2 separate regions of the Homo sapiens genome follow, and region 2 is linked to region 1. A link is an interaction called in ENCODE POLR2A ChIA-PET data of the cell type or tissue named here. Cell type or tissue: Caco-2. All regions are shown on one strand. Links, peaks and the distances in the headings refer to the core of each region. The heading gives the core; the rest is flanking DNA.

What was found. ChIA-PET counts read pairs that join two places held together with the same protein. Peaks named below come from ENCODE experiments on the same cell type or tissue, not always from the same donor. Only the 100,000 strongest peaks of a DNase experiment are listed, where the experiment ranks them.
Region 2: POLR2A ChIA-PET joins it to region 1 with 10 read pairs; 4 of 35 experiments call an interaction of 5 or more read pairs at or near these places.

Annotation. Positions count from the first base shown.
Region 1 is chr1:223,821,594-223,829,593 of GRCh38, forward strand. All of the region lies in intron 1 of TP53BP2 (tumor protein p53 binding protein 2), which reads right to left. Among named protein-coding and RNA genes, the nearest start is that of TP53BP2, 20 kb to the right of the region's middle. In Caco-2, for the core only: no CTCF peak of the experiment used is centred there; no DNase peak of the experiment used is centred there.
Region 2 is chr1:223,716,287-223,732,003 of GRCh38, forward strand. It overlaps CAPN2 (calpain 2), which reads left to right. Exons shown (of 21, transcript NM_001748.5): 2 at 1,476-1,545. Among named protein-coding and RNA genes, the nearest start is that of CAPN2, 12 kb to the left of the region's middle. RefSeq lists enhancers at 2,138-2,307, 2,473-3,320, 11,205-11,865, 15,243-15,717. In Caco-2, for the core only: no CTCF peak of the experiment used is centred there; DNase peaks (open chromatin) are centred at 2,745, 3,525 and 4,895.

The DNA of each region.
Region 1 (8,000 bases), core at 1-8,000:
ATACAGTCACATCAGTTCAAATTAAATCTGTTTTTGCCAGTTTTATTCATGTTGTTTGCCAAATACTTATATATGCTGGACCCATACTACAAATATATCTTCCTGTCAATCCTGTAAAGGTTGATGCGACAACCTCATCCATATATACTTATTTATGCACAGTCTCTTTTTTGGAAGGACACGTAAGAATGTAACACGCTGCTTCTGAAGTGGAAGCAGGAGGGAACAGAGCTTGTGGGGCAGCTCTGTATAAACCTAATCTTTATATAATGTACATATATTACCTATTCAAAAAATTGTACTTTTTTTTTTTTTGGAGACAGAGTCTCACTCCATCTCCCAGGCTGGAGCACAGTGGCATGATCTCGGCTCACTGCAACATCCGCCTCCCGAGTTCAAGTGATTCTCCTGTCTCAGCCTCCCGAGTAGCTGGGATTACAGGCGCATGCCATATCACACCACACCACGCCATGCCACATCTGGCTAATTTTTGTATTTTTAGTAGAGACGGGGTTTCATTATGTTGGCCAGGCTGGTTTCAAACTCCTGACTTCAGGTGATCCACCCACCTCGGCCTCCCAAAGTGCTGGGATTACAGGCGTGAGCCACTGCGCCCGGCCAAAAAATTGTACTTCTAAAATGTTTTAAGCAAATTAAATACCTACTTTGAAGTACAAGATTTCATTAACAAAGTATAAGTAGAAATGAGTAGCTGTTATGTTAACACCTACCTGACCTTGTATATAAACACTGAGACCAACAGAAGGTTTACATTTAAAACTCACTAATAGGCTGGGTGTAGTGGCCTACACCTGTAATCCCAACACTTTGGGAGGCCAAGGCGGGAAGATCATGTGAGTCCAGGAGTTTAAGACCAGTCTGGGCAACGAAGCAACACTCCGTTTCTACCAAAAATTAAAAGAAAATCAGCCAGACATGGTGGCACATGCCTGTGGTCCCTGCTACTTGGAAGGCTGAGTGGGGAAGACTGCTTGAGTCCAGGAGGTCGCAGCTGTAGTGAGAAGTGACTGCACCACTGCACTCCAGCCTGGGTGAGACCCTGACTCAAAAAAAAAAAAACAACAAAAAAACCTAACAATCTTGACAATCTTTCTCCTAGTAAAAAAAGACACTGTATCTTAGAAACACTGCTACTAAAGAATTAAATTTTTCACACCTATTAAATTACAAAAAAAAAAATCTTGTTAATTTCCAATGCTGAAGAAACGAAGTGAAACAGGAAACAAGTTTTCGACAGTGATGCAAATTAGTAAGGCTCTATGTTTATTCAATTCAATGAGTAACTCCATGCAAGTCAGTATGTATCAGGATTAAAAAATAATAATTTGAAAGCGTTACCTCACAGTGAGAATACATCCTGTGAAAATAATTCCAATCAAAGAAAGAGAATGCATAACCTATGGAACATAAACTTGAGGGACAAGTTTAGTCTTTTAAAATCATTAATGAAACTATGCTAAGCACTGGGAAAAGTTTGGGTTTTAAGACTGCAAAAAAGCAGAATAAGTAGGATATACCCTATGACCACAATGACAGGAGGACATCACACAGCAATTGGAGGGCCTACCAACAGTCACACAACTCCCCTTCCAACTTAAATGTCTCTGCCCATTACCCCCAAGTGGAGAAAGCTGCATTAAGATGTTGCTTGGGAAAAGGCAGCACCGGATTAGGGATGATGATGGAAACTGGCTAAGACATCAGACTCGGTGCCTCAAGAATTGGTCAGAGAAAGAGGAGATATACATGAGAGAAAGAGCGGACCCTTGCACTCAAGCCAGTCCAAGCCTCCACATTCTGCAACCAAAGCTGTTAACTCACATGAACAGGTATAACAGAGGGTAATCCAGAAAAATTAAAATAGTGAACACTGTTGAAACAATTTTTTAATGGAAAAATAAAAAAACACTGTAGACTTTCCCAGTATGAGCTCAAAAGCTCTCAAGCTAATTATCTCAGGCTTTTCACATTTTGACTACATAAAGGTACACAGTTCTAGAGTTCAACTTAGCCAACAAGGCAGCACTCAAAATTATTACACAAAAATCATAAAGCCTTGACTAAATCATTGAAAAAATAAAACGATTAACAAAGCACAGAAGTACACTCGTCTGCTGCTCCCAAAGTATACAGCATATTCAGTGATGGAGACAAATAATGTACACTTTAGCATTAAATACTCCCTCTCCATACTCCCTACCGATGCAAAAACTTGCTTTGAAGTTTATCACTTTGAAAATAGTAACTTTTCATTGTAAATATGAAGCTTAGAGGTGTTAAGTTACAGAAATACTGGAAATACAGAGTATATGCTAAACACACACCTTATCAACAAATAAAAGCCTATTATGTAAGATAGCACCTTACCTCTGTAAACTTCATCTTTCAGACACATTATCTCAGAAACTTACATCAACTCTCAGATAAACAGCAGGTGTTATTTTCTCTTTATAAATGAAGAAAAAGACTCAGATAAGTGATCTATTTGCCTACTGAAATGAGAAAGGTACAATTCTGTTTTTCTGATCTATCCTCTATTCTTTAAGCTGTCCTTTATAGAAAGAAAATACTAGGAAATGCTCCATTTAACCACAGTTACCCACACTTTAACAGAGATCTGATCTTTTACTTTCTGGAAAACCAACAGCTTCATTTATTTAAAAGTACAATTAAAAATAAGAATGATGACAGATGTGTTCTATTTATGGTTACTTTTCCCACAGGTTTAACACTGGTATGAACAGTAAGTGTACGAGTTGACCCCGCTTCTACCTGTAATGTATGGAGATTAGCTCTGCGGTGATTTTAGTAATTGTACTGCAGTCCGCGATGCTGGGCCAGCAACACGCTATTTTTGTCGATTCCCAGGCAGGAGATCTAGTTCAAACTCCAGATTTCTTCATAATTAGTTAGACTACCTTAGGCAAGTAATGTCACCTCTCTGAAACTCAGCATCCTCATCTTCAAAATGAGTCTTTAAGTTCCCCAATAGCTACACGTTTACCTACGTAACAAACCTGCACATCCTGCACCTGTATCCCAGAACTTAAAATTAATTTTTAAAAAAAAAAGTTCCCTAAGAGCTACTATTTAGTAAATGTTTACTAGGTACCAGAGTAAAAGTCAACATTTTTACAGCAGCCTACAAGGTCTGCTGTAGTCATGATCTGGCCCCCATTTCCTTCTAATCCCCCCTCACTCTGTGCTCTATCAGCGTCCTCTTTGCTGTTCATCAAACACACCAGGCATGTTCCCAGGTGGGAGCCTCTGTACTTGCTGTTCCTCTATTTGGAATGCGCTTCTTTGTATGCCAGTGTAACTCTCCCTTCCTCATCTCCGTCACGCCTTTACTCAGATGTCACCCTCTCAGTGAAGCCTTACCTAGGAACCCTACCTAGAATTCCAACACCAAACACACACACACACACACACACACACACCCTAGCCCATTCTTCTGCTTTATTTCCCTCCTTAGCACAGTCACTAACATGTCATATGTTATATTTATTTAACTCATTTTTATTATCTGCCTTTCCTACTAGAAAGTAAGCTCCATACAGTCAAAGGTTTTGTCTTTGTTCAGTGTTGTAGACTCAGCGCCTAGAACTGTGCTTGGTGTGTAACAAGTACACACTAAGTATTAAATCCTGCAAATGTGATTGCATTTTACAGATGAAAACACTGAAGCACAGAGGGATTTAAGTAACTCACCCAGGTCACACAGCTATTAAGTGGCAAAACCAAGATTGAGCCCCTTCCTTGAGAGCATACAGGTAAAGACTCTCCTGAATCTGGACCACACGGTGCCAAGTGTGTCACTGCCTCTAGTTCTGTCTTTTAGAGCAACATTTTGCCCACAATCCATCATCTCACCTGATTTATTTTCACGGTCAGTTTTGTTTCAGGTACTGCTAAACGGTATGGCATGTAGCGTGTAGCACAGCTATATACTCTCAAATGAGAGAGTGTGTTGTCCACTCATATCTTCAGCTTACATCCTGCTACCATCATTCTACCTCTGTTTCAACATTATTTTCATTCATTCAGTATTTACAGATCATCTGCTATATGTCTCTGTTCTAATGTAAAAATAATCTTTACTAAACAGGTAATACTACAGACAGTACAAAATTCAAAGAGAGAGAAAGAAAGCTGTTAGAAGGACACAGCCAGCCCACAGGAAGGAAGTCAAAAAAATAAACACCACAACCTGGCTCCTTCCCTCTCATGTCCACCCACTACTCCCCACTGGACAAACCCAACTACCTACCAGATGGCAAGGGAAGCGGTTGATGCAGTTTAGAGAAGTCAACCTCCTAAGGCACAAAGCAGGGTGGAGGAAGGTGAAAAGTGAATGCAGAGAGGCAAAAAAAAGACACTCAGCACAGGAGCCCTCCTCTCCGTACTATGCAGTCAGAGGACTCTTGAGCAACCGAGCAACCATCTAAAGGAAGTGAGGACACAGCCCAGCTAAGGTCTGGGAGAAGAATGTGCCAACCAGAGGCAACACATTTAAAGCCCTTGAGAAGGAAACAAGTTTGTCACATTTGCACAAGAGGAAGGTCACTGCAGACGAAGCAAGAGGAAAGGGTTAATTCAAGGAGGCAAGCAAAAGCCAGATCATGCATGTCTTTATAGGCTGGAGGTTCCCAAACTTTGGTGTGGACAGAGGGTCGTTATTAAACACAGATTGCAGGGCTCCACCCCAAGAATTCCAAAATCAATAGATCTGGGTTGGAGACTGAAAATTCTGCATTTCTAACAAGCCCTCAGGTGATGTTGATACTGCCGGTCTAGAAACCACGTCCTGAGAACCATCGTCTAAGGCTAGGGCAAGGACTGTGGATTTTAATCTAAAAGCCCACTGGAGGCAAATCATTAAAGTCAGAAAGTAGATCACTGGGTGTCAGGAGCTGCGGGAAGGGGAAATGGGAAGTGACTGCTAATAGGTACAGGGCTACTTTTTGGGGTGATGAAAATATTCTGGAATTAGTGGTGATAGTTACACAACATTGTGAATACATTAAATACCACTGAATTACGTATTTCAAAATGATTAGTTTTATGGTATGTGAATTATATCTCAATTTTCAAAAGTAAGAGGTTACTGGAGGATTTTGAACGGGGTAGCTATTTATGCCCTTAAAAAAAATCACTATATGAACAAACTACAGGAGGACTGGCATGAAAGTCCAATTAAGAGGTAAATGCTACACACGGAATGAGATACGATGGTAGCACAGACTGCAAATTAATAGCAAAGGTGGTGAAAATGGCTGGATTTGGATTATTATTTGAAGATAGAGCCAGTAAGACTCGCTTGGTGGACAGAATGTGGGATTTGAAAGTAGAGAGAAATTAAGAGTGACTCTGGATCTGCTACCTAAGCACTAGGTACAAAGTGAGGAAGGAGGAACAGGTTGGGAAGGGCCCACAGAATGAGGCCTCTATGTTAAATATGAGACACCTATGGAACATTCAAACGGAGACATGAAGAGGCCGTCTAATATGCAAGTTTGACTGAGATGAGAAAGCAAGAGATGAGCATGCAGAGGCATTTAAAGCCTAAGCCTGGATGAGAGCAGCTAGGGCCAGCTAGAGACAGGAAAGAATGCTGAGGACTGTGTCCTAAGCTAACCAAGCAACCTCCAGAGGTCCCACGGAGGACAAGGATTCAGCAGAGAAGCCTGAGAAAGAGCCACCAAAAAAAGGAAGAAGTCCAGAAGAGTGCGGGACACCAGGAACCAAGCAAAGAAAGCGTGTGAGGGAGGAAGATGCAAAAGTGTACAATCAGATTTGGCAAGATGGAGGCTGCTGACTGCCTTGACCAGCACTGAGTCATGGGAATAAGGGCCTGGCTGGAACAGGCTAGAGAACCTGAGGGAAGGAAGCAGAGGCACAGTACAGACAACTAGTTCTTCCAGTGTGTTCTGCCCTAACCCAAGGCAGAGCAAATGGAGCCATCTAGGGAAGGGAGACACAGGGTAAAAGGAGTGTTTTGTTTTTATCTCAAGGTGAGAGTTTTTACAGACCATTTTAATTGATGGGAATGACCTAGTTGAGAGGGAAAATGGTGTTGACAGGAAACTAACTATAGATATAAGTATATCCTCAAGTTATAAAGGTTATTTTTTTCCAATATGTATCAATTCCCTTTTCCTTCCTTTACTTGGAAGAGGAAAAAAAAAATAAGAAAAATAATCAAAAGAGAGGCTGGTTTCACTAACCTATCATGTTAACATGAGAAAATGCAGGCAGGCACACATGTTCTTTTTATTGCTACCATCCTTTTATCTTTGTTTTACAAATTTACTGTATTACAAAAAGAATTATTCAAAAAGTAATTGAATTTTCTGTCTAATAAAAAAATGAATTCACTTCTGTTTCATTTTGGTGAAGCAGTTTTTATCAGCATGTTGAAAATTTTACTTAGAAAAGAAATTTTAGGCTACTCTATCAACTAAGTCCTTCAGAAAACAATTCTGGCCTAGAATCCACCATTTTTAAAGATAAAAAATAAAACTGTTAAATCTAAGAAGTTTCCTGCATCTGATACCAAAATATTTTTGAAGGCAATGAATAAAAAATGAAACATTTTTATTAAAAATATTTCAGTTACACATGTTTTGTTATAAAACAGTGCTCACTGTATCCTATTATGCATACACATCTACAGGCACAGAAAAAAGCCTGAAACTATATTCACCAAATTAACAGTAGTTATGCCCTGGTGGTGGGATGACTAAGTGAATTTTTAGGAACTTATCTACGTTTAAATTTTCTAGAATGTACCACGTGCACAATAAAATTGATTTTTTAAGCAATCAATGATGAAAATAACCACATACCATTCTTATTCATATACATTGTGCCTTCCCTGGATCCTTACCGTGAGATATGGAAGACAAATATCTGTTGAGACTGTTTTTCTTGGGTCACTATCTTGCCTCAAATTTAGTCAGGAATGATTAAAAACAAGCAATTAAGAAGCACATCTTAAAAGTCCACTATATTAGAATGGAATATTATTCAGCCATCAAAAGGAATGAGGTACTGATACACGCTACCGCACAGATAAACCTTGAAAATATTACGCTAAGTGATAGAAGCCAGACATGAAAGACCACATAGCATATAATTCCATTTATATGAAATGTCTAGAATATGCAAATGCATACAGACAAAAAGTTGATAACTGCCAAGAACTGAGGAAGGGGGAATAGGGAGTGACTGATAAAGGTATGGGGTTTCTTTCTCGGGTGATGAAAATGTTCTGTAATTAGTGGTGATAGCAGCACAACCTTGTGAATATACTAAAAACCACTGAATTGTACATTTTATATGGGTGAATTTTATGGTATGTGAATATATCACTTTAAAAAAAAAAGAGCCCACCGTATGCTTAGTATGTGAGAGATACAAAAATCTCAGGCCGGGCATGGTGGCTCACACCTATAATCCCAGCACTTTGGCAGGCAGAGGCAGGGGAATCACTTGAGCCCAGGAATTTGAGAGCAGACCATCCGGGGCAACATGGCAAAACCCTGTCTCTACAAAAAAACACAAAAAATTAGCCAAGCATGGTAGCGTATACCTATAGTCCAAGCTACCCAGGAAGCTGAGGTGGGAGGGTCACCTGAGTCCAGGAGATCACTGCATGCTAGTCTGGGTATCAGAGTGAGACCCTGTCTCAAAAGCTATATATATATTTTTATATGTTTAGTACTCTATTACATGAATGAGAATGTGGGTAAAATGGAAATTCAGAAATGAAAAAGATGATTATGAACTGAGGTAGACGAGGTTTCAACAAACAGGCACAAATTAATAGTAAGCATAAGGAAATAATGTTTTTAAATTATCTGTCATAACTTTACTTCCAAAATGCCTTCTCCTGACACTATATGTTCTTTAAATACCATATTCTCAAGAATGTAAGATGACTTCATTAGCTCCTTTCCCATAAGGAACCAAGCAAA
Region 2 (15,717 bases), core at 1,147-9,146, 100 kb before region 1:
CCTGCTGGAGTAAGTGCCTGGCACACTCAGGATTATCAGTGTGATTCTTTATAATAAACAGGCTCCCAGCACCAAGCCCAATCTATTCCATCAGCTGGATAAGAGCTCTCTGGCAGGCCTTGGGCCAAGCTGGCTTCCTTTGCCTCAGCAGAAGAGCATTCTGATTCTCTCTGCCATCCCCAAAACTGACAGGAGCAGAGAGAAACAAGGCAGAGGCATGAAGGGAATGTCCTCTGCGGCAGATGGTGCTTCCGGAAGAGCTCCCACAATCTGAGCTAGAATGAACAGGGGCTAGATCCAAGTCTCATATAGGCATACTTCTGCTTGACAGAGTGGGCATGCCGAGGGCCGTTGGGTGGAGGCAGGCGTGTGCAACCCAAGCAGACATGAGACGCAGCTCCTTCAAGGCAAGGTTGCCTGAGCCCAGAGAGGCTCAAATTTGTGCCCCAACTTCCTCTGTGGCTTTTGGGTGGGGCTCTTCAGAATCGAAACACACTCAGAGGGCTGCTGAAAGGGCTAAGAAGTGTTCAAGGTTGGCTTCCATCAGGCTGCTCATGACAATGGCCCCTGAGGTTTTAACACCCTTGAACGCTTGGTACTAAATCAATTAGAGGCAGGGCAGGAGCAGAAAGAGTTGGCGCATTTGATCAGTAAGTTCCAATGCCAGTGCTGTCTATTATCTGTGAACTGTGTTAACTTTGGACACGTCACTTCACCTTTTTGAGCTGTTTCCTCGTCTGTAAAAGGGGGATAATACCCATTCCATGAGGTAAAGCTTTGAGCACAGTCTCTGATGTAAGCAGGTACAGAATATATAGATGCTGTAAGTTTCATGGTCCCATGGAAGAATTCAAAAGGGTTAGATCCCGCCTGCCCTCAAAAGGGTATGTGTTAGGAAATCAGAGTAATACCTAAGTAGTAAATTGCAGAGTCCAGAGACTCTGGGACTCAGACTTGAAGGGATGAGTGAGGATTGGACTAGGACGACTTCACGGAGGAGGTGACAATGAGCCTCAAGGTATGATGCAATATGGAAAAGGAGGGAAGAGAGTGGGAAAGGAAGGAATTTCATGCAAGCAAAACAACTTGCATGCAGTAACAGAGGAGAGAGGATGCTAACCCAGTGGATAGGGTGGCTCTAGAGTGTGGATGGTCTCCACGTCTGGCAGAAAAGGCTGGACTTGCTGCTGTGGCCCCCGGGACACAGCACAATGAAGGAGGCTCCAGGCAGTCCAGAGTGTGCAGGGTCCAATGCCTGCCCTTCTCAGACAGGACCACCCATCCACCCATCAGGGCCCAGGGAGCAGGGGTCAGAAGGACCTCATGACACAGAGTTCTGACTGTGATGACACACTTTCCCCAGAGGGGAGGGGAAGGGGAGAAGGGGTTAGAAGACCCCACTGAGAATGGAGGCATCCTAGCTGCAGAAGCACCTGGCTGGTAGGCTAACAGCACTTTGTGGGTCTCGTTCCCAGGAGATCTGCGCTGACCCCCAGTTTATCATTGGAGGAGCCACCCGCACAGACATCTGCCAAGGAGCCCTGGGTAAGTGATAGATTCAGAGCAAGCTGGGGGATCTTGTCTGTAAGGCTGTGGGTGGAAGAGATGAGGGACAACCTGTGGCTTCTCTCCCTTCCCAAGCAGCTTGGCAATTTCTATTTGCAGAGAAGCTCCATGGAATTTCTTGGCCCTAGCGGGCAATGATTCTACCCTCAGCCCCATGCTGGGGCACACAAATGAGGCCTCCTGTGTCCCCTGCACAGGGCTAGTTGCTGAGGTTACAGAGATGCTGCCACTAGGAGGACCAGGGGGCTTCTGGATGTCAGCCACCCCTTGGTATGCACCTCCTGGAGCCAGCATTACCAGTGGTTCACGAAATACACTCTGGGCAGAGGACTAGGTGGGAGGACTCCCCCAGACCAATGACAGCACTGAGACATCAGTTCTGTGAGGTTCAGGAACCAGGGAAGGTGACTCAGTGTAAAGAAAGAGGAAACTCTAATGCTCGCTGCTGAAGGAAGTTATAGTACCAGGGCATTCTCAGTGTTTGCAAGACAAGCTCACCATGGTATCACAGTTGTAACGCTCATTTAAGTAAAATGAACTGGAGTAGCTGAATTGTCCAAAACCTTGCTTTCTGGAGCCGAGTTCAGATTTGTTTCTGGAGATAGTCCTTGTTGAAGGTTTCAACCCACAGGGTTCTCCACCTTTAGTATGAAAATTCCCAAAGCTTCTAGGAAGTCCCAGCAATGGGGCCTGGCGCTGTTATCTAAGATTCTCATAGAATCTGCCCTCAATGTTCTTTTACTCATAATAAATGTGGGCCTATAATTACTAGAGCAGATTATTTGCTCTGATAAACCAAAAATCTATTTTCTGCCATCAGCCTCAGCTGGCTGGCTCCCCAGACAAGTTCATCAGTAGCAAAATCAGTCAACTAGAGTTGTACCTCCTGTCCTCACCCACCTAGCAGAGGTTCTGTTACTCATATACTCCTAATACCAGCTGATAACAGCTAATATGTATCTCTAAGGCACCGTGATTATTCCCATTTTATAGATGAGGATGCAGAGGTCTTCCTACAGCTAAAGTGGTGGCTGGTACCCCTGACCCCAGGGTATGTTTAATTCCTGAGCTAGACTCCCTAAGACGGGACCTGGAAAATTTTCTAGCCCTGAGGAATGTCAGAGCATCATGTGAATCATTAGGACAGACAGACTGTGAGGAAGAACATGAGCTGGGCGGGAAAGTTTGTCTGAGCTCAGGCTCTGCAGATTCCTGAGATGCCAGAGCACATTCTTACCTGCAGAAAACACTCCTTTCATTTCTTTTCTTCTCGCCCCACAAAAGACAGAAGATAGAGGTCCTTGAGCACCCAAGGCGGATCCTCCAGGAAAATCTATTCATTAGAGAAAATGGAATTGATGGAAACTTTGACCAACCCCGGGGGCTTTAGAGAATCCAGAAACAGCCGGCGCAGTGGCTCACATCTGTAATCCCAGCACTTTGGGAGGCCGAGGCAGGCAGATCACCTGAGGTCAGGAGTTAGAGACCAGCCTGGCCAACATGGTCAAACCCTGTCTCTACTAAAAATACAAAAAAATTAGCTGGACGTGGTGGTGGGTGCCTGTAATCCCAGCTACTCAGAAGGCTGAGGCAGGAGAATTGCTTGAACCCAGGAGGCAGAGGTTGCAGTGAGTAGAGATGGCACCACTGCACTTCAGCCGGGGTGACAGAGAGAGACCCCATCTCAAAAAAAAAGAGAGAGAATCCAGAAACAAACACAGCAACTGCCTAACATCTGCTTCAGAGTTTAACAACACCTTAAGTGCCAAAGTGTAAGCAACAAATACATGATTTAAGTCCTGTGTAAATACCACTGGGCCAATTGGAGAGGAGATAGCAAAGGTTAACATTCCTGGGAGAAATTTCCCTCCCAGGGGAATTATAAACCAGGTGAAATGTAAACCTTTTAAAAATTTCTTAGTAGCTAGTCTGTAATTTCTCAGGGGTGTGTGCGTGTGTGTGTGTGTGTGTGTGTGTGTGCGCGCGCGCGCGTATAATGCAGTATTGGTCATTTTGTTCTTTCAGCCTTTTATTTTGGAGGACTCTAGTTAGATCACAATCTGTGAAATGTGGTATACTGTACTCTCACCCTGATTCTGGCACCTGGCCAGCGGGTGCTGATGGGGCCTTGACCTTCACCAAATCCCAACAGCCTCACAAGCACCAGGAACAGAGGCCATGGCAGTGACACTCTGTGACATGGCCAGAGATATGAGCCTAGACTCAGCTCTGTTGGTAGTCCGAAGACTGGGCAAGTAATTACCTGGAACTTCCATCTGGAACCTCCGTCTCTTCCAAAAACGGAGAAGGAAGGAGGGTAAATGGAGTGACCTCAGACACCCCCTATGAGTTTGTATTCAGCTATTCTAAAGCCATTCCCGGGTTTCTAACCAGCTACTCCTCATTCCTTGTGCTAGAGGGTTAGAGCACTACAAGATCATCCTTATTTTCTCTCTTTCTCTCTTTTTTTTTTTTTTTTTTTGACAGGGTCTCACTCTGTTCCCCAGGGCTGGAGTGCACTGGCAGGATCTTGGCTCACTGCAGCCTTGGCCTCCTGGGCTCGAGTGATCCTCCCACCTCAGCCTTCTGAGTACCTGGGACTACAGGCACACGCCACCACACCTGGCTAATTTTTGTATTTTTTTGTATAGACCGGGTCTTGCCATGTTGCGCAGGCTGGTCTTGAACTTCTGAGCTCAAGTGATCCACCCACCTCGGCCTCCCAAAGTGCTGGGATTACAGGCGTGAGCCACTGCGCCCAGCCAAGATCATTCTTTTATTACACACAGAAGGAGTAATAACAGTACCCATCACCTGCATAACAGTATGCAATTCATAGAGCATTTTTTCACTACAGTATTTCATGTACTCATCCCAAATCTAAAGTAAATATTCTCACCTCACTGTACAGATAAAAAAAAACTGAGCCACAGAGACGGGAGAGTAAGTGTAAAGCCACACAGCTAGTAATTGCCAAAGGATTGAACCCTGGTCTGATTTTGAATCCTACACTCTTCCTAACCCATGCTCCCTCCAATTTGCCATAGTGCTGTGCTGAGGAACCATTCTCAGCAAAATTCATCTTCTCTACCTGCGCTTTCTACCCTGAGCCTTACTCAGTTCCCCCAGGGAACTTGGGCAGGTGACATTCTTAGACTTGTGCACTTTGCAACGCCCTGCCCTGTTTACTGTGCTGCCCAGCAATGTTTAATCCACAAACACCCACGCTCCTTCCCAGAAGGCTCAGCTTCCAAGCTTCACCAAAGTCATTTAAACCATGTTTACAGAGCTGCTCTCACCAAGAGCCATCTCCATTGCAGAATATAGTTGTGTAAGAATTGATTCAGCAGAGAAAAATCTGCCCTTCTGGAGGAAGGGCTGGAGACCCAGCTGGAGCCTCCACTGGCTGACCCTGCAGCTAAATATGGCTCTGAAATCGTGGGGTAATAACCACATTCTTACAGGTGCTTGCCACTTGAAATGGCTCCCAAGGACCCAGGAAACTCCAAGGCTGAGCTGCTCCTACCTCTGATGCTTTACTTTGCACTGGGTCACCACTGAGCTTTCCCCACAGCCTCACAGCTCACGGATGAAGGCAGCTACCCCAGCCAGGAAGGCATAGGTCACCTTGCAGGCCTCTGATTTCCTGGGGTAGAGCCCAAGGCTGCCAAGGCTGTTGAAACAGCACACCCCCATTTCATTGTAACCCAGCAAATGTTCCCTGGGCCCCTCAGAGGTGGGTCAACCTGCCTCCTTCTCAAGATGTCACATGGACCCCCAGAGCACCCACTGGGAGGTGTTTAGCTACAGGGTGCCCCACCCCACAGCCTAGCTCAGCAGAGAGTGGGGAAGGGACAAGACCAATGGGAAAGGCAAGCCAGATGGGGAATTTTCCAGTCCTGTTCCTTCTACCACTCATTAGCCACTTATTTGGACCCAACCCCTCTGAGCCTCAGTTTCTTCTTCTGTGAAATGGGAATAATGATAAGGATCCCTTCCCAGGGCTGTGGAGAAAAGTGAGATTTATACAGGCAAACACACTTGGCACACTATAGAATCCCAGACAAATTCAAGGGACCAGGATTATCATTACTGATTCCAGTTATGTGAAAAGTCCTTTTGCCAAATTGCCGAAGAAAAAGAGGATGGTGGAGGAAGAGAAAAGGAGGAGAAGAAAATAAGTTGGGTTGGAAACCAGATCCTTGTCCTTGAAAATTTCATAATCTAAGGGTGGAAATGCCAAAACGAGGAGAGACAAACTTGTGGCCTGTGTTTGGGTAACACACAGATTGAAACTCAGAAGGAGAAACATATGGGGAGAAAATGAACACAAAGGGGTCAGATGTGCATTCCTCAATTTTAAAAATTGAATATTTAAGTGTTTTAAATAATTTTTATTTCTTTTCCTTTCTTTCTTTTTCTTTCTTTCTTTTTTTTTTTTTTTTTTTTTTTTGAGACAGGGTCTTGCTCTGTTGCCCAGACTAAAGTGCAGTAACAAAACCATAGCTCACTGCAGCCTCGACCTCCTGGGCTCAAGCAATCCTCCCACCTCAGCCTTCCAAGTAGCCAGGACTACAGGCACGCACCACCTCACCTGGCTAATTTTTGTGTGTGTCTGTGTGGAGATGGGGTCTCACTGTGTTGCCCAGGCTGGTCTCAAGTTCCTGGGCTCAAGCAATCCTTCTGCCTTATCCTCCCAAGTGCTGGGATTACAGGTGCGAGTCACCACACCTGGCAAATAATTTTTAAATTATAAATTTAAAAATGCATTTTTATAATAGGTACCTTTAAAAATGTTAATAGACTTTTTTTTAAGAACAGTGTTAGGTTTATAGAAAAGCTGAGATGATAATACAGGAAGTTCCAGATACCTCATACCCAGTTTCCCCTATTATTAACATGTTACATCAGTGTGGTACACGTGTTATAATGAATCAGCATTGATGCAGTATTATTAAAGTCCATGCTTTATGCAGATTCTCTTAGTTTTCCCCTAAGGTTCTTTCTCTATTCCGGGATCCCATCCAGGACCCCACGTTTCATTTAGTTGCCAAGTCTCCTTCGGCTCCTCTGGGCTGTGACAGTCTCTCAAGTCTTTCCTTAATTTTGATGACCTTGACAGTTTTGGGGAATATTGATCAGAGATTTTGTAAGATGCCTGTCTATTGGAATTTGTGGTGCCTTTTTAATAAGTATGCAGTGGCTCACACCTGTAATCCCAGCACTTTGGGAGGCTGGGGCAAGAGGATCGCTTGAACCCGAGTTTGGGACCAGCTTGGGCAACATAGCAAAACTCTGTCTCTACAAAAAAATTACCTGGGCTTGGTGGCACATGCCTGTCGTCCCAGCTACTCGGGAGGCTGAAGCAGGAGGATCACTTGAGCCCAGGAGGTAGAAGCTGCTGTGAGCCGTGCACTCCAGCCTGGTTCTGGAGCCACTGCACTCCAGCCTGGGCAACAGAGGGAAAACTTATCTCAAAAAGTAAATAAATAAGTACCCATGTAGTTAAAATGTTTAAAGACTAGCAAATAGATGTTGGCTGGTTTGATGGAGAAAGTAAATCCATTCTTTTTCTTAAAAATGATCTCTTCACCACCAGTCCCAGCACCCCCCTTACCAGCCTCCCAGGGCACTGTCCATGGCTACATTGTCCATGGGCCATCATGTCCCCTCGGCTTCTCTTCTGGTTGTAAATGCTCTTGCACTTTTCTCCCTTGTGGCTGCCGTCCACACTCCCAGCTGCCTTCCCTCTGCACTTAAGATCTAAGATCTTAGAGACGAGATGAGACATCTCTTGCCTTCGTGCATCTAAGACAGCTCATCAACAGGTCCAGGTGAACTGCTAACACTGCTGTGTTGCTTGGAGGCCCCTGTCCCACCCTGGCTGCCTCAGCTTTGGCCATGGTACCCACGGTCTCCAGCTACATCAGATGCCTGAAGAACAAATCTCTCCTTAGCTCTCCCTGCCCCCTCTCCAGGAATAGGAGCAGTGGGACCCCCTTCAAGAATCCCCCATTTCCCATATACTTTCCTGCAAAGCCACAGGGCGTGCAAAGTGGGATTCCAGGGCTCCAGCCTGCTCCCCATGGGCCTCTGGATCCAGGGGTGACTCTTTGCCTGTTTGGGTGCCTCTTTAGATTTTCCACCAGCTTCCTGTGGCCAGGAGCCAGACCACGCCCCTATACGGCCATAGTTGTCTTATCTTGTCTCTGAGATTAGAAGGTTGGAACAGATTTTCCTGATGCCCCACTACTTCTGACATTCTGTGACTTTAGAATGTTACCTTCCTCGACAGCCCCCTGCACCCTCACACATCTGGCTTTAGCTGGACTGGTGTTTGTGAGGAATTATATCTCCACCTTGTTCAGCACCAGTCCCCAAGAAGACCAGCCAAGGGACACTCATCTGGGGATTTGAGAAATGAAGGACCGTGGGTTCCATGAGGTCTGTTGGGGTCCTGGCTAGCAACACTGTCTGGATGATTGAGCCCCAGGAGGAGGTGGCCTGGCCAGCAGGTGTGCAGTGAGGCCACTTCTAGACCACCCCTGTCCCATAGAGCTTCTAGTGATGATGGAAACCGTGTATATCTGCACTGCTCCAAACAGCAGCACTAGCCCTGTGTGGCTGTGGAGCACTTGAAATATGACTCATGCAACTGAGAAACTGAATTTGTAATTTTATTTAATTTAAATGTAAATAGCCACATGTTCCTTGTGGCTGCTGCACTGCACAGCAGCAGACTGTTGCGCTCTGGAATCCAGCCTCTCAGCCTTTACTCTCCAAAGCGGGATAGTATTCACATCAGAGCCAAACAATGCACAGACGTCAATAAACAGGCAGGGCATGGTGGCCCATGCCTGTAATCCCAACACTTTGGGAGGCTGAGGTGGGAGGGTCCCTTCAGCCCAGGAGTTCAAGACCAGCCAAGCAACATAATGAGAACCCATTTCCACAAAAAAAAATTTTTTTAATTAGCTGGGCATGGTGGTGTGCACCTGTAGTTCCAGCTACTTGGGAGGCTGAGGTGGGAGGATCACTTTGAGCCCAGGAGGTCAAGGCTGCAGTGAGTCGTGATTGCACCATGACATTCTAGCCTGGGTGATGGAGTGAGACCTTGTCTCAAAACAAACAGCTAAACCTACATCAATAAACATCTGTAAATATCAGGGTAGCGAATGAGGACTTGGTGTCTGGCAGTTAGGGACTGGCCTCTTATTCTGCCACATACTGGCTCTGTCATTTTGAGTGGATCACTATCCTCTTCACACCTCAGTTTCCTCATCCGTGAAATGAAGATAATAATAGTGCCTACTATCAAGACCATCCTGGCTAACACGGTGAAAACCCATCTCTACAAAACTACAATATGAAATACAAACAATTAGCCGGGCGTGGTGGCATGCACTTGTAGTCCCAGCTACTCAGGAGGCTGAGGCAGGAGAATCGCTTGAACCTGAGAGGTGGAGGTTGCAGTGAGCCATGATCGCACCACTGCACTCCATCCTGGGCAATAGAGCGAGACTTCATCTCAAAAAAAAAAAAATTGTGTCTACCTCAGAGGACTGTAAAGATGAAATGAAATAATAGACATATAAAGCTCAGAGCTCCAGAGGCTGGTACATAGTAAAGGTTTAATCCATGCAGATTGCACGTTCTCTTTGGGGACAGTACAGCTGGAGGGGAGTACTGTCAAATGAGGTCGCGTCGCTGAGGTGGAGACACATTGTGGCACATCTTGAATACCCGACTGGGTCCCAGCTTTAGCACTTGACATTGGCGGCCACCTAAGTTTTGGAGAGGGGTATGACAGAGGAGGTGGTGTCCCAGGGGGAAGGTCCGGAAACTCAGAGGAGTTTCCTGCTGTAATTTTCTTTGGTCACACAATGGTCATGGCCTCCTGATGTTTCCCACAAAGGGCCAGAGGCCCTTCAGTGCCAAGGAACGTGGACTCTCTCCTATCCCAGCACATACACGTGCTTCCAGTACCTTGTGATCTCTAGCCATAAGTTTCCACTCACCCATCTGCGAAATGGGAACAATGACGATGTTTGCGTCCTTTCTTTTTCTTTTCCTACAATGCAGGGAACTTTAAGACTATGTGACAGAAAGGTGCCACTGGAACCCAGGGCCTCGTGGGTTTCCTCCGTCTCTCGGGAGACCAGGATCCGAGTGAGAAAGTTTCCCACGTTCATTCTTGTTGGGCCCATTCTCAGGATGATGTTTCTCCTGTATTTTGCTACCCCAGCCCAAGCAAGACTAGTAGTTCAGCTTTGTGAATCCCCTCAGGAAGTCAGGAAAATAGATACTGTCTTTGGGCTTCCTCCAGGAGCTAAGAAAGGAGAGTTCCTGAAGAGCAGGAATTTAAGACAGGAATTGGCAGCCGAGGGCAAGGTTCCACCTCCTCCTCCCTTCTTCTGTGGGGTCTGTGATGAGAGCAGGGATGGGGAGGAAGAGGGTGGGTTTGCCTGCGCCTGGGGGGAGGGCAGCCATCAGGAAGGAGCAGCCACCTCTGCTGGGGTACTGGAGATAAAAACTCTGATATTGACTAGTGACCGTGGGGGCGATGGCCCAGGAGGGTCAGGGCTGCAGGGAACAGGGACACAAAAACGACAAAACATGCAACAGGTTATGTCCTTCTGGTCCAGGGCACGGCTGAGACAGGCAAGGGACTAGAGAGAGGAAGAGTGAATGTCAAGCCCCAGCACCCTCGCCTCCCTCCCATCCTCCCTTTTAGGGCCTCCCTTCTGGCAGATAGGGCAGGGAGAAGGGAAAGGAAAGGCCTGGGACACGTGGTTTGGATCACTGGCTGTGGCTCACAGTTCTGATGTGTGTGCAGTTTAGGGAAGGAGGCTGAAGACTTCTTGTTAATAAGGGTGGGGCATGAGTAAAATGGAGGATCTGCCCCCTCCCCTCCCAGCCCCTGATACAAATGAAGGATGATTGTACATGCATGGGGAATTCCACTTTGGGGGTATCCTTTTCTGGGCTGCTGCCAGACTCTGAAATGAGTAACAAAGGGATGGCCCAGGGTGACTCATCAGCTACCCTCTCGCAGGCCTAGCACGCTGGCGGGGTGTGCATTTCCTCTAGAGAAGCCCCTCCCTGCCAGTTTCAGAGGGATGGCCCTGAATTGGCTTTTCAGAGGTTCCTTCTCCTCCCTTCCAAAGCGAAGACCCACAGCTGCCTGAAAATGTGGCTCTCCGCCTTCTTGGGCTGCCTAGGACCTTGAGAGATGTGTCTCTCTGGGACAGGGTGTCAGGTCTGCTGGAGATTGTTAAAATGCTGTTGTCTCAGGAAGGGTGAAATTTAGCCAGGAGCAGTCTTCAGTAGCTTGGTCTGTTTATCGTGTATCTAGCTGTCAGCATGCAAAACAAAAGAACAAAAGGTCTAAAGAAATATAACGCAAAACAGGTACGATTTGAGATCCATCAGGGTTTCTCAACCTTGGCACAACTGACTGGATAATTGTTCATTGTAGGGGGCTGTCCTGTGAATTATAGGATGTTTAGCTGCATCCTTGGCCTCTACCCACACACCCCCGTGTGCCACTCAAAAATGTCTGCAGACCTTGCCAAATGTCCCCTGGGGGCTTGGCGGAGTTGGGGGGTGCATGGAATGCCCCCAGTTGAGAACCACTGGCAGAGCAGGAGTGAAGGGGGAGGTACTGTGGGGGTCACTGGGCACACAGAATGCCATTTGGGGAGCCTGGTGCAAGGGAGTGGCCGGATGGGAGGTAGGAATAGCAGTGGTAATCAGTAGGTGAGTTGCTGAAGACAAACTAAATATTCTTTCCAGCATTGCTTCAATCTAATCCAGCCGCAAGTATGAGTAAATACTGTAGGAAAGGAGAAAACATTGCATGTACGGGGTCAGGGCAGCATTGCTGGGATATTTGAGCCTGTGGGAGGGGAGCTTCAAGCTTCCCACTAGCATTGGGAGGAACACAGCAAAGGAGGAGAAGGGCCCTCCCTGCTTCTTGGAGAATGGTTCCACTGGCAGGCCATTCCGTCTGCTCAGCTTCCTAGCTCAGGTGCCTTTCCAAACCACACATCAGCAGGGAGACAGTGGGAACATCTCAGGTCCAGGGTACCTTGGGAACTGCAGAGCAGCTGGGTGGCCTGACACTGGCATTTCTCAGTGTTGGCTCCATTCTCTTGCTGGCACCCCCAGGTGGGAGACTCTGTTAGCAGGTGTATCTTACTATCCCTGGCTCCCTGGTATGCGTTACAGTTCAGACTCCCAAGCACAAGCTCCCTGTTTTGTCACACCTGTATCTAGTGTGTAACAATCCACCCCAAAACAAATGGCTTGAAACACAAGGCATTTTGTTCTCTCTCATGGTTCTGAAGGATGACGGGGCTGAGCTGGGCAACTCTCTCCCGCTCTCTCAAGTGGTTGCAATCAGATGGGGATGGGGACAGAGTCATCTGTAGGCCCCCTCAACCACATGTCTGGTGCCCGGGCTGAAGGGTGGATCAGCAGGGGTCCAGGGATCTCTGTCTCTTTTGTGGTCTCCCCATCACAGGGACTTGAAGGTAGCTGAACATCTTACAGCAGCTCATGTCCCAAGAGAAAGACCTGGGAGCTGTCTCATCTTTACGACCTAGGCTTGGAAGTCACATAGCATCACTTCTGCCATATCCTATTCATTGAGATCAATGAAGGCTCACCCAGGATCAAAGAGAAGGGACATGGAGCCCACTTCTAGATGGAGAGTGGCAGGGTTCTGGAAGAACATGTGAAACCAGAAACATTGTTGCCACCATTTTTGGAAGACACCACGATTCCTCCCCTTTGAATAATGGCCTTCTTGTCCTTTACCAGTAATAACCCAAGCTGCTTGGACATTAGCTCTTCATGGTTTGCGGGGTGGGGAGGATGTGTTTTCTGGGACTTCCCAAGGTACACAGTAGTGAAGGACTTCACAAGCTGGGCTGATGTGCCAGCTTCAGGACTCCACTCACCCCCAAGCGTTCTGAGATGCCCATGGGGCTCAGGAGCCCTGACTTGCACAAGCCAGCAACTGCCTTTCTGCTTCCATTCAGCCAGCTTTACTGGGCATCTGTTATAGGAAGAGCAGTGGGCTGAGACTTCAGCAAAAAAGACAAAAGCAAAACACAATCCCTTCTCTATACAAGGTTCTTCCCTTTCTGTGTCCAACCAGTCCCTCCATTCTCGGTCCTTAACTCATCACCAAGCCGCCATTTTCTTCTATTCCCCCATTACTCCAAGGCGGGCCTCAGTTCTCACCTGGAGTCTGGCTCAGGATGCCTACAGGTGGCCCCAGAATTGTAATGGCTTGACATGCAATTTTTCAGCTTTACAATGGCATGAAAGCAATACACATTTAGTAGAAACTGTACTTGAAGTACCCATACAACCATTCTGTTTTTCACTTTCAGTACAGTATTCAATAAATTACATTGAGTTGTTCAGCATTTTATTTTAAAACAGGCTTTGCCTCCTTAGATAATTTTGCCCAACTGTAGGCTACTGTAAGTGTTCTGAGCACAATTAAGGTAGGCTAGGCTAAGCTATGGTGTTAGGCAGTGTCAACAAAATAGTCAAATTCTGTGAAATATTTAAAGAGTTTATTCTGAGCCAAATATGAGTGACCAAAGCCTGTGACAAAGCCCAAGGAGGTCCTGAGAACCTGTGCCCAAGGTGGTTGGTTTACAGCTTGGTTTTATACATTTTAGGAGGACATAAGTTACAGGCAGACATCAATCCAGAAAGGCGGGACAACTTGAAGTGGATGGGGAAGGCACAGGGGCTGGAGGGGGCTCCGAGTCACAGGTGGATTCAGAGATTTTTCTGATTGGCAGTTAATTGAAAGCATTAAGTTACTATCTAAAGACCTGGAATCAAGGCCGGGTGCGGTGGCTCACACCTGTAATTCCAGCACTTTGGGAGGCCAAGGCGGGTGGATCACCTGAGGTCAGGAGTTCGAGCCTGGCCTGGCCAACATGGTGAAACCTCGCCTCTACTAAAAATGCAAAAATTAACTGGGCATGGCGGTGTATGCCTGTAGTCCCAGCTACTCAGAGGCTGAGGCAGGAGAATCGCTTGAACCCAGAAAGTGAAGGTTGCAGTGAGCCAGGATTGCACCACTGCACTCCAGCCTAGGAGACAAGAGCAAGACTCGCTCCCAAAAAACCAAAAAAAAAAAAAAAAAAAAAAAAACGAAAACCTGAAATCAGTTGAAAAGTGTGCCTGGGTTGAGATAAGAAGTTGTTAGAGACCAAGGTTTTTATTATGTAGATGAAGTCTCACAGAGGGCCACTCTCAAAGGCAATAGATGGCAAATGTTTTCTATTCAGACCTTTAAAAGGTGCTACTAGATGCTCAGCTAATCTCTTCAGGATCAGAAAAAGACCTGAAGGGAAGGTGATTCTCTACATCAAGCTTGTCCAACCCTCGTGCTGCCCAGGATGGCTTTGAATGTGGCCCAACACAAATTTGTGAACTTTCTCAAAATATTATGAGATTTTTTTTTTTTTTAGCTCATCATCTATCATTAGTGTCAGTGTATTTTATGTGTGGCCCAAGACAATTCTTCTTCTTCCAGTGTGGCCCAGGGAAGCCAAAAGATTGGACACCCCTGCTATAGAATGTAGATTTTCCCACAAGAGACAGCTTTCAGAGACATTTCAAAATCTGTCAGAAAAATATATTTTGGGCTAAAATACTTTGATTTCTTTCAGGGCCTGCTATCTGTCATGTGATGCTCTACTAGAGTGTGGTTGGAATTTGGTATCTTATTGCTAGGAAGAGTCTGTTTTGTGAGTCTTAAGATCTCTGTTTTCAGTTAAGGCTGGTCAGCTGTGCCTGAATTCCTAAAGGAGGAGGATAAAATGAGGCATGACGGACCTCCCTTCCCATCGTGGCCTGAACTTGTTTTTCAGGTTTACCTTGGAATCCCCTTGACTAAGGGGGCACCCATTCAGTTAGTTAAGGGGCTTAGACTTTGATTTTTAGTTTACAGTAGGCTGAGGTGTATTAAATGCATTTTCGACTTGCAATATTTTCAACTTCTGATGGATTTGTTCAGATGTAACCCCGTTGTAAGTTAAGGAGCATGTATACTTGTATCTAATCCACTTTGGGCATTGCTGCCAGAAAACCTGTCCTCAGGGAGCTATGGAAGTAGTGGAGGCAAATTATTAAATGGATGGATTAATTCCAAGTTCAGATCATGTTGGGAGTCAGCTGGGAGTCAGTGTGAGGATCTGGGAGGGGAACAGTAAGGGGTTAAGAGAGATACCCCAAAGGATGATTAAGGAGGGAGAGTTGGAAGGAAGGTTTCCCACAAAGAGGAAGCAGGGAGTGATTCATTCTGAAAAAGGCAAATATTTTATTATGCTTGGAGGGTCTGGTGCAGAAGGGGAAAGGAAGAGAAGGAAGTTTGGCTTAAATTCCCTTAGGAGCCAGTTCAGATTCCTAAGCTGGCCCGGACATCCAACCCAATCCGCCTAGCCCCAGCCCTCTCCAGTTCCCAATGCCCAGCCCCACAATGCCCGTCCTGCTGCCTGCCTGTTCTGGACTCTGCACTTGACCTTCCCTCTCCCTGAAAGTGCCCCTGCTCTTCCTCACCCAGCTCCCCGCTCTAAGCCTTCCTCGCCCACCCCAGCCCTCCTACAGTCCCAGTCTGCCCTGTTCAGACTCAAAGCCTCATGCTCACCACCATCATCCACAACCAGTTTCCACGTCTGTCTCCTGCCGGCTGTGAGCTCACTGCCTCAGAACCAGCGCCAGTCTCCTCTAGACTGAGTACAGGCCTGGCACGGAGCCAGGAATGCACCAACAAGGAGCCTGAGACTAGATTGGAGGGGAAAGAGACATGTCCTCCAGAGTTGACTTACGCGAGGACAGAGGTGTGCAGAGGCACGGCAAGCTGGGCCCCAGGCGAGAAGCATGGAGTGAGGGATGTGGAGGCAGCGGAAGGCATCTGGGAGTCTGGGCTGCCCCGTAGCAGCTCTGTGTTCTGCCTGCTCTTCCTCCAAGATGAGCTCCCTTGGCCAGTGTGTGAAACGTGTGTGTGAGTGTGTCACCGGTAAGCTGAGTTCTTTCCCTACTTGGTATCAGTTGCAAAGAAAGAACACTCAGTTGGAAAAAAAGGCAAGAGGGTTTTATTCCTGACCAGGAGAAAGA